Regions from separate parts of the Homo sapiens genome. Here region 1 is linked to region 2. Evidence: chromatin loops called from intact Hi-C (ENCODE). Cell type or tissue: GM12878. All regions are shown on one strand. Each heading gives the region's core, and the rest is flanking DNA. Links, peaks and the distances in the headings are about the cores only. Region 1 holds the start of LOC124902897. Region 2 holds the start of BCAT1-AS1 (BCAT1 antisense RNA 1).

Region 1 (5,384 bases), core at 59-5,058, 120 kb after region 2:
GAATCATTTGAGAGATTAAATCATTTTTGTTTGGTTTTCTGTCAGCATAGCTAGTTTGACCTCTGTCTTGATATGAATGCTGAAAACCCTCTACTATTATACTATGCACTCATCAATTCATCCACTCATTCATCCACCTGTCCACCTATCCATCCATTTGTGAGAACTGCACTGCACACCTGGCTTTAGCTTTGTCATAAGGTCTTCATCATCAAATCCTGGTTCTTATCCTTGAGCAGTGTATGCTCGTTGAGAAGAAAAAGTAACAAAAGTACATAAAGACAGCATTGGCTATGATCAACATACAGACATGTATGGTGCCTTATGTGCCAGGCACTTAACTCTCTTTTCTTCCTTTCCTGCATTATTGCTAGAATATCACATTCAGTCCCAAGTCTTTACCACCTATAAGTTAACATGCTAATAACTCCCAAATTTATATGTCCAGCCCTGACTGCTCTCCCGGGTGCTAGACCTATCTGTTAATCTGTTATCTGCCAGGGTTAATACAGATCAAAATTTGCTGGTCAGAAGAAGCATGATAAAACCCAAAGAAGAAATTGGTCAGTTTGCTCTGAATGAGGTAAAATGACTTCATAGAAGTGTTGCCAGATTGGATTGATGGATTTTAAGGTACAGGGGTAGATGCAAGGAAGGGAAGGTGTTGCAAAAGATTTACCACCAATTCTTCAGGCAGAAGGAGTAACATGAGTGAGGGCATGGAGGGGTGAAACAATGTCGGTGTGTTTGTGCAATTGCAGTTAGCTTAGCATGTCTAAGCACAGGCTAGAGATAGAGGGTGGGTAAAGTGATAAATAAGATTACATCAGTGTTAGTAATAGCTAATGACAACACAATAATTATTTCACTGAAACTTCAGACAAACCCAATGAGATGAATACTACAATTTCTCCCATTTTACATATATGAAAACTGAGGCATTAAGAATTTAAGTAATTTGCTCTAGATCACAAAGCTAGGCAGCTGAAATGAGATTTGAACCTAGGCAAACTGGTTCCAGAGTTCCATTCCTCAAGCACCACATTGAAGACCTATTTTGCAATTCTAAAATTTGTTTTTTTCTCTACAGGAAATGGGAATCCAGTGAAATTTCATATGCAGTCACTTTAGTAGAATCTCATGGTTCCTTGGGTAGAATTCAGGCTTTTCTGGATAGAATTCAGGGTATCTATGAACTTGGATAGAAAAAATATGTATATATATTTTAACAATAGGGTCTTGCTATGTTGCCCAGGCTGGAGTGCAGTGGCTATTCACAGGCGATCCAACTACTGATCAGCACCGGAGTTATGACCTGCTCTGCTTCCGACCTGGGTCCATTCACCCCTCCTTTGCCAGCCCCGTAGGCCCCGCTAACAGGAGGTTACCATACTGATGCTGAACTTAGTGCAGACACTCAACTGGCATAGCTCACTACAGCCCAGAACTTTTGGGCTCAAGGGTTCCTCCTGCTTCAGCCTCCCAAGTAACTGGGACTACAGGCACATGCCACCATGCCCAGCTACATCTTTATACAAATGTCTAACTGTACCATAGTGTTTTCTTAAACTATTAATTTAGGTAAAAAATGTCAGTAGTATTCATGGCACCTGTGACTGAAATATTTTCACATCTCATCAAATTTGTTTTTGGTATCTTGAAATGATATTTACACTCTGTGCTACTCAAAATTACAATAGTTATTAGACCTGATACTAGATCTTATTATTTAATGCATTAATGAGGATATGCATACATTATTATATCACGAATTTATTTTTAAAATTTAGATAGCTGTATTTCAATGTAACTTTTTTGTAATTCTCTACATTTAAAATCATTATTAAGAGAAGAGATCCACAGGCTTCTCCAGTCTGCCAGAAGAATCAAGGTACACATACATTTGATATAGTTCAAATTCCCATGCTATATAAAAATCCCCTTGATTCCATTATTTAGAGGCAACTGTGTGGAATTAGTTTGTTTCCAGTGACTGGGGAGTTCACTAATAAATAAATACCTATTGTTTCTTTAAAGCTCAAAAATTTTAAAGAATTCTTTTTTATATTGGAAGTTATAACTGCTTTGTTAGACTTTCTCTTCTCTCCTCACTTTTAGAATTGCCCTTCCCTCTTGAGCTACATTCCTTTTAAAAAATGTGAAAAATTTCTGTCTGGTTTCTTTGAAATCTGTTTTCCTGAAGGCCGAAGTGGCTTTCTGACTCTTCCCAGAATTCCCACTGCTCACTCTTACAAATCTCCAAAATATAGGGGTAAATATCTCACAAATTTCCTGTCCCTGACGCATCATCATCTAGCCCTTCCCTGAAATTCATAGTTAAGTTGCAGTTCCCCTTATCACTTCCTCAAACATCTGAGAGATGAAACTATTAGTAAAGCGAGTCAAGAATTTACCAGATACATGCTTTTAGCAGAATGAAACTTTCAGCAGCTGTGTAGATAAAGCCTCGGCCCTACCCCCATCACTTCTGGATCCTGTTCTGTGTCAGTATTATTGGCTATATTCAGAAAACACTATGCATCTCCTCTCTGGCCATTTAGTGTAAAGCTGACTTCCATGACAATATCAATTCTATTTCTCTCTCCTTTTATCATCACCCAACTCATCATCGCATTTCTACACATTGCTTCATGAATTTTCATACAGGTGCATGCTTTCCTGACAAGTTAGATCTATTTCTTTTGTAAAAGTTTATCTTTCCACTGCCATCTTCCAGTTGGCAATCATCTCCTTCTTCCCATCAAGTCACATTGATTTCTGTTTTCCTTGGCTGCCACTGTAAATTTGCTGCAAGGAAAGGATTAACAGTTCCTGGAGACTATCTGTGCTGCACCGGGTATAACCACAGAGTTAGAAAGGACTGCTACCGGCACCCCTCAAAGGAAACTTGGCAAAAGAAATCCACTTCCCATCACCTTGCCACAGCTGCAAATGCCATTGTCAGGTAATTTATATTGAACTTTTAAAAAGTGTTTCAAGACAGAAAAATAGTGGGAGTTGGTAGAGGCAGTGCTGTTTTTACACTTCTCATTTGTTCCTTGGTGTCTGAGATATAAGTTCACTCAAAAAAGAATGTTAGGAACTAGTTTTACTCCAAATGCCAAAAGAACAGTACTCTTAGCTATTTTCTGACTAAAGGGGGCTAGAATAATATATAGAAGAAATTAATCAATACTACTTCTTTCTTTTCCCAAGGTGTTTTGTTTCCATTTATAAGTCTGAGATGAAATCTTTCAGAAAAAAGAAAAATGAAGGGTGAAAAAGCAAAGTACCCAGTTCTGGAATTCCTGAACCTAAATACATATACTTTTTTCATAGTATTTTTGAAGTTATATTTACAGAGAACAAATCTATTCATAACACATGAGCCAGTTTCTTTGGCTCATGCATTTATTTTGGTAGAGATTGGGATAAAACCAGTACAACCTTTAGAAGGTAGTGACTCAAAACAGTAAGAGGCTCTATGGCTGAGAATGCCCAGATGGCTGGTTTGTTTGAGCATGGAAGATAAGTAAAGATGCCGCAATGCTTACCGTTACTACTGGACAAAATCTTGCGATGGCCTATTTGAAAGGCAGTAGGAAGCCGAAGTCCAATAACGATCATAAAATGAATATTGAATAAGCTATTTACTCTGGTGTAGTGAAAGACATCTACGTTTAAACCTGAAGATTTAGAGATCTCATGTATCTTCTCGTCTAACCTAAGAATTCAAAGGATGAGAACTGGTAGGCCACAGAACTAGATGGCTATGAAGTGAGCCAAGAGCACGAGGCTCCTAACTGCCAGTCTCTTGCGCAGCCTATTGCCTTGAAGAAATTGCTGGGCACATTGATCCCTCTCCTTTTCTCCTCTAGCTTCCACGACATCATCTCTTGGTTTTTCTCTTGTCATCTGACCATTTCCTCTAAATTTAAAGTTCTTCAATCATAGGCTCCTGCTTTTTAAAATGTTCACTTCACCTAAGTTTTCACCTTTGGGCTTCTTCTCTTTTCAATCGACATTCTCCTTGGGCAAACTTTTCCCCTGCTGTTACCTCAGTTACCAAGGGAGAAGGGAAGAGGGGGCAACAAGCATCAAGCACAGCACAATGATTCACTAAGGATAGGAAATATCCAAAAAGACTGTAAGAAGGGGAGTTATTTATGGCCAAATTTTCAGCAAAGTGGTGGGTCAGAAGATCCAGAGATTAAAGAGAGTCGTTTGGGGGAGAAACACAGACTACTTTTAATTTACAGAAATTTGGAAGAGAGAATATGGCAGCCAACTGAAAGAGACTTTTGGTTTTATTTTTAGGATGGGAGATAATTTGAGCGTATTGATTAGCTGAATGCAGGGCCAATAATGAGGTGGGCTGAAAATGAGAGGGTGAGAGAACTGATGGAGTGAAATCCCAGATAAGTTATGGGAAGCCAGGGTCAAGGGGACAGATGGAGGGACAGGCCTTGAACAGCAGAGCACCTCATCCTCTGAGAGTGGACAGAAGAGGTAAGGATGGGTGAATGTAGATCTGTTGATATGTTGGGGGGACATTTGGGCCAATTTATGACAGATTCTTTCCCTTTTATAAGTAAGTAACAAAGCAAGATGTTCTTCAGAAAGTGAGAGAAATCTCACAAATATCAGCCCTCATATTTGAAATGAGAGGAATGAAAGCAAATGCTTTCATTCACTCAATAAGTGAGGTGAAGAGACCATAGCTAAGAACACATCAAGAATTCATGCACAGCACTGAGGAACCAGTTGAAGCTGGAAAAATATATTTGTAGTGGTTCACATCTGCATGGTAATTTTTTCTTCAGTTATGCTTATTTGACTAGATATAGGAGAATAAAATTCACATTATTGATCCAGCATTTTCCTGAGAAGAATTTGGTGCATGGAAGGTACACTAAAAGAGACAGAAATTTAAAAGATTGTGCTAGACCGTTTTTGTATTGCTATAAAGAAACAGTAGAGATTAGGTATTTCAATTAAGAAAAGAGGCTTTATTGGCTCACAGTTCTGCAGGCTACATAGCCATGGTGCCGGCATCTGCTCAGTTTCTCGGGAGGCTCCAGGAAGCTTTTACTCATGGTGGAAGGCAAGGTAGGAGCAGGTACATTACATGGCAAGAGCAGGAGCAAGAGAAGGGGGAAGATGCCACAGAATTTTAAACAACCAGATCCCTCAAGAACTCACTATTGCATTGTGAGGACAGAACCAAGCCATGAAGGATCTACTCCTATGACCCAAACACCTCCTAACAGGCCCACCTCCAACACTGGGGATTCCATTTTAGCATGAGATTTGGGCAGGACAAATATCAAATCCATATCAATGATCAATCACACATCCAAGGAGTAACGACACTAGAGGATTTG
Region 2 (5,384 bases), core at 199-5,198:
TATATATATATATACACACACACACACACACACACACAATGTGGTACTATTCAGCCATAAAAAAGAATGAAATCCTGTCATTTGCAGCAACATGTATGGAACTGGAGGCCATTTTGTTAAGTGAAATAAGCGAGGGACCGAAAGACAAACATCACATGTTCTCATGCAGGTGCTAAAAAAGTAGATCCTATGAAGACAGAGAGTAGATTAGAGGTTACCAGAGGCCGAGAAGGGGAGTGGGAAGTAGAGGATAAAGGAAAAAAACAAGAATATAAATGTATTTATTACCATTAAACTGAACATTTAAAAATTGTAAAGATGGTAAATTATATATGTGTATTTTATCTTAATTAAAATTTTAAAAATCAGGAGTTTAGAAATTTTTAAGAGAAGTGTGCCCATAGTGATAAGAAAGAAAGACCCTTTTGGAAAATTTTCTTGAACAAATTATACAGTATTTTCTTAAACAAATTGTACATTCTGTAGCAGTTAATACACCAAATAAGATTTCAGGGTTACCTCTTGGAGATTGTATGAAATAAAAACATTTAGGTGGGCATGATGGCTCATTCCTGTAATCCTAAAACTTTGGGAGGCTGATGCAGGAACAATACTTGAGGCTAGTACTTCAAGACGAGCCTAGGCAACATAGTAAGACCCAGTCTCCACAAAACAACCAAAAAAAATAGCAAGTGTGGTGGCACACACCTGTAGTTCCAGCTACTCAGGAGGCTGAGGCAGGAGGAACACTTGAGGCCAGGAATGTGAGACTGCAGTGGGCTATGATTGTGCCACAGCACTCCACTCCAGCCTTCACTGTAGAAAGAGACCCTGTCTCGAAAGGAAGGAGGGAGGGAGGGAGGGAGGGAGGGAGGGAGGGAATGAAGGAAGGAAGGAAGGAAGGAAGGAAGGAAGGAAATGTAAACTCATTTGATTTGGCTGTAAAGGATTAATAGAAAAGGAAAACGTAGTCACTAGGCTGAGAAAAATTGAACTCTATTGAATTGGTATAAAGATCTAAGTGGAGGTGTTTGGCAGACATGATCATGAAGCTTTCACTGAGGAAGGAAACTCTAGGAGGCAAAAGCAGAAATGCAACTCATCAAAATTGAAATGGTGACAAAATATGTGCATTCAAACCTGAAAGTGACTGAAAGAGAAGCCCAAACACACAATTTTGGGGTAAGATGGGAAACCATTACCAAAGTTCTCAGAAAGAGCATTTTTAAAAGTAAGATTATAGAAGCCAAAAGGATATGTAGTAGTCTGTTCTCACACTGCTGTAACGAACTACCTGAGACTGGGTAGTTTGTAAAGAAAAGAGGTTTTATTGACGCTCAGTTCTGCAGGCCATACAGGAGACATGGCTGGGGAGGCCTCAGGAAACTTACAGTCATGGCGGAAGGCAAAGGGGAAGCCAGTACATATTACATGGTGGGAACAGGAGGAGGAGAGGGAGGGTGGGAGGTGCCACTCACTTTTTAAAACAAACAGATCTCCTTAGAACTCACTCACTATCATGAGAACAGCAAGGGGGAGGTTTGCTCCCATGATGCAATTACCTGACACCAGGCCCTTCCTCCAACATGGGGGATTACAATTCCACATGAGATTTGGGTGGGGACACAAATTCAAACCATATCAGAATGTTAGTGACTAAAGTAAATGTTCTTGTTTAACTCTTTAATGTGTATATTGAGTGCAAGCCATATGCAGGGGCTATTCTAGGTACTGGTGGTTTACTCAAGAAAAAGGGGGCAAAAAAATGAAGAAGGTGGCCAGGCATGGTGGCTTACGCCTGTAATCCCAACACTTTGGGAGACTGAGACGTGAGAATTGCTTGAGCCCAGGAGTTTGAGATCAGCCTGGTAACATGGCAAATCCCTGTCTCTACAAAAAAATGCAAACAAACAAACAAACAAACAAACAAATTAATCGGGCATGGTGTCACATGTCTGTAGTCCCAGCTACAGGTTGAGGTGGGAAGATGCCTTAAGCCTAGGGAGGTTGAGGCTGCAGTCAGCCATGATAGCACCACTGCACTCCAGCCTGGGCAACAGAGTGAGACCCCATCTGAAAAAAAAAGAAGTCAAAACAAATGAAAAAAAAAAAAAAGTCAAAACAAATATTCAGTGTAAATGTGAGACCATGTAAAAAAGTTTAAAAGTAAAATATATAGTTTAAGCAGAGGATGGGAGACGGGGAAAAAACCTTTTCTCCCTAACTTTATATACTCCCTCTATAAATTAGTGCTTATGGCCAATAAGAAATGAATAATTTCTTTTTTCACCGTTGGTAGTAAAGTATAATGGTAGTTAACACAAAAAACTAAATGATATATTCAGAACCTCATACTAAACAAAGAAACAAAGGCATGCAATCACAGGACAGGTGGAAACAGTGGTTCTGAACTAACCACAAACCAGAACTACCAAATGTGCTACAAATTGTTTAGTAACAAAGGACCATCCCTTCAGAATTGAAGAGCACGTCTCAGTTATCTCATGCCTATGTGCATGGAACTTAAAGTCTCAAAATTACTCTTACAAGATGGCAAATTGAGGCTGTCAGCTAAGCTCCTAGATTGTCTGTTTCTCCAAGAAAAATAAATTTCAGTAATTATTAAGGAAAAAGCATAGAATTGCATCATGTTTTACATTTCATTACTTTTGGCATGACATGGGAGCATGGATGTTTTCTACAAAGTGCTCTGATAAATTGAAGAAGAGGCCAACAACAGCCACCGAAAAAACCTTCAAGATTCTTGCCAGTATGGCTCAGGGGAAAAATTCCCTCATAACCACAGATTTGACTTTTCAACTTCTGTACTTCTGCATATGAGTAATAATCTCTGAGGTTAAGTATTCATCCCATTTAGCTAATTGTCCACATAACTCCCTGGGTCTTAGATTGCTCTATAAATACCTCCTAAGAGAAGAATTTTTCAAATGACAGTTTCGTTTTTCCTTTTTCTTCTTTTAAAGCAACAAAGAAAAGCACGTCTGTGTTTATATTTAACCAAACTTAAACTTGGAGAGCATTGGCCGTGTTGTCGACGTGTTTCTTTTCTCTACTGTTAAATTCCTTACTGTTCCAGTTACTCACCATCATACTCACCTTTGCCTCTGCCACTTGGGGTCCTCTGTTCTGCAGTTGTGTTCTGCTCTCTGATGCCTCCAGGTTTTGCTGCACCTTCTAGAAATTGCTCACCTGGATAAGGCCTTGGCTGTCCTTTATGACTCATCTCGTTCAGAAGCCTTTTGAATCTCTCTTGAAGAATATTCCCTTTGCTCAGTCCAAATACACATTCACTCACTTGAATGCTGCTTCTTCCTCCAGTTTCACAGTGCTGGGGATGATCCCGTAAGGCCTTTAAATTACATTATAATTAGTCATGCACTTCTCTCTGCTCTGGGGCTGTTTGAATCGTTCACTCTCTTTATACCTCCAGTGTTCAGCACAGAGCCTAGGGTATAATGCGTATGCAGTAATGTTTCTTGAAGGAGTGAATGGGCAAGTGAAACACCAAACAAATACTAAAGAGCAAAACATGTATTGCTCTTGTATATTAACACATTCCGAGAAGAGATGGGAGGAAGGTCTTGAATAATATCAAATTATTTCTTAAGAGATCTTGATTTAGATTTTTTTCAAAATGAGATACATGTTGACACTGCTGTCAACAAATAATCACATAAAAGCTAGAGCCTGGCTTTTAAGTATCAGGGGGAGCATGTGTGAATAATCAGCATTGCTGCTGTTGAAGCTCCATAAAGTGGGAAGCAGCGACTGCAAAGATCCAGAGATGGACATCTGAAGCATAGGAAAGGGGCAGCTTGAATGAGATAGGAGCAGGATCTGTATTGATTGCAGGTCACCAGATAGAATTAAAAAAATCTATGTTCTCACTAGTGGCTACAGTTTTCAAGGACAAATGACTATTAGTGGTTATTGTATTTTTCTTGTTTTCAATGGAGCAGCTCCATGACTTAGTTACATAAGAAGTTAAAGGCTCCACCCCCTTCCCTACCAATGTCTTAAGCTGTCCTCCGTGTGCATACAAACTTTGTTTCCAGACTGCCCTCGTGTGACTCAGTCCCTGGACCAGCTTCCCAGCCCCTTCTGTTTCCAGCACATCCTCCTCCACGTGTTACAGGATTACAAAGCTTTGCACAGCCTTTCAATAGGGTTTAGAGCAAGAATGACAGATTGCTACCTGGTAGGCAGCACTGACTATAGTTTTATTGGCGTTGCGTAGAGTGACTGCATGACATGCAGGTTGTGCTTTTGTTTTGCCAGGAATTTAAAGGCATTTAGCAAAGCCGTATGAAATTATCTGCCTTATGTACCTCGAATGTGAGGTAATGAACTTGTCATTAGTCGTGTTTTAGTTTAGTGTTCTCGCTGGAATTTGCAAAAGATTAAAATTCTGCACATTTCATTAAGTCTTCCACATGGGCTCAAAATACCATCCCGCAGGCTCGACCTGACTTGCCACGTTGCTTTGACACCATCTCTGATTCCAGTGAACAAAACTAAGTAAGTGTGACTTACAGCCGCCCTACCAAACATTGAAGGTGTGAGCCTGCACTGTTGTTTTGTAATGACAATGACAAGAGTATAATGACAAGAGTATAATGACATCCTAGTCCATGAAGACATGTTTTCTCTTTTCCCTCCCTCTATGTATACTTACTTACTCTTAAGGAAATAATATAATTTCTATTTCTGCTTAAATCTGCCATCTCTACTTAGAATTATTTTCCCTTGAAAAATTAAATTGCATTATCCATCAGCCAAATGGAAAATCTGATTACTAAATGCCTACTTCTAGACATTATGAATTACCTGTAATATCACATTTCTTGGGCACTTCTCAGAATGCTATGATTTTACATAAAAGCATAAATTACAGAATGAGAAGAGTAAAGCTTAGTGCATATTATGCAGGTTCGCAGAGTGATATGTGGCCTACGACTGTCATTGTAATCAAAATTGATTTTTGATCATTTATAAAACTAAAACAACTAATTGAAAGCAAATTTACTTTAACTGATGAAATTCAAGATGAAGTGACAGTAGTCATGAATCACAGTTCTGTAGATCTGCTAAAATGCCAATGAACTGTTATTAATGGTGAAAGTGTTTAATATATTAATGGGAATCCAAGTAAGGAAAATAAAACACATATTTTGCCCTTACCTTAAGTCATGTTGACATCATACATAAATCAGGTAGAATTTGAAGATGTTTCATCCAGCATTCATCATGAAGCAACAGAGTCAATAGCGGGCAGTTACAGTCTGTAGGCAATGCTTTCTGGTGTGGATTATGCAAGAAACTTACAGTCATTTGGCTTCCTTTATTCCCCTTTGCATGTAAAC

The links. Hi-C counts contacts between places; a loop is a spot of excess contacts. Peaks named below come from ENCODE experiments on the same cell type or tissue, not always from the same donor. Only the 100,000 strongest peaks of a DNase experiment are listed, where the experiment ranks them.
Region 1: it touches region 2 in a loop (3.0-fold over the local background); 1 of 110 quality-filtered maps calls a loop at or near these places.

The regions. Positions count from the first base shown.
Region 1 is chr12:24,702,927-24,708,310 of GRCh38, reverse strand. LOC124902897 reads right to left here and starts at 3,842. Exons shown (of 5, transcript XR_007063242.1): 1 at 3,555-3,842. LOC105369698 (a long non-coding RNA gene) reads left to right here and starts at 2,640. Exons shown (of 3, transcript XR_001749046.2): 1 at 2,640-2,965. It also overlaps the pseudogene RN7SL38P. In GM12878, for the core only: no CTCF peak of the experiment used is centred there; a DNase peak (open chromatin) is centred at 2,410; H3K4me3 peaks cover 383 bases; H3K27ac peaks cover 675 bases.
Region 2 is chr12:24,819,766-24,825,149 of GRCh38, reverse strand. The region is part of intron 10 of BCAT1 (branched chain amino acid transaminase 1); the gene reads left to right. BCAT1-AS1 (BCAT1 antisense RNA 1) reads right to left here and starts at 5,292. Exons shown (of 4, transcript XR_007063245.1): 1 at 5,203-5,292; 2 at 3,211-3,370. RefSeq lists enhancers at 2,511-2,560, 2,951-3,150. In GM12878, for the core only: no CTCF peak of the experiment used is centred there; DNase peaks (open chromatin) are centred at 1,219, 2,389, 2,799 and 3,169; H3K4me3 peaks cover 370 bases; H3K27ac peaks cover 3,390 bases.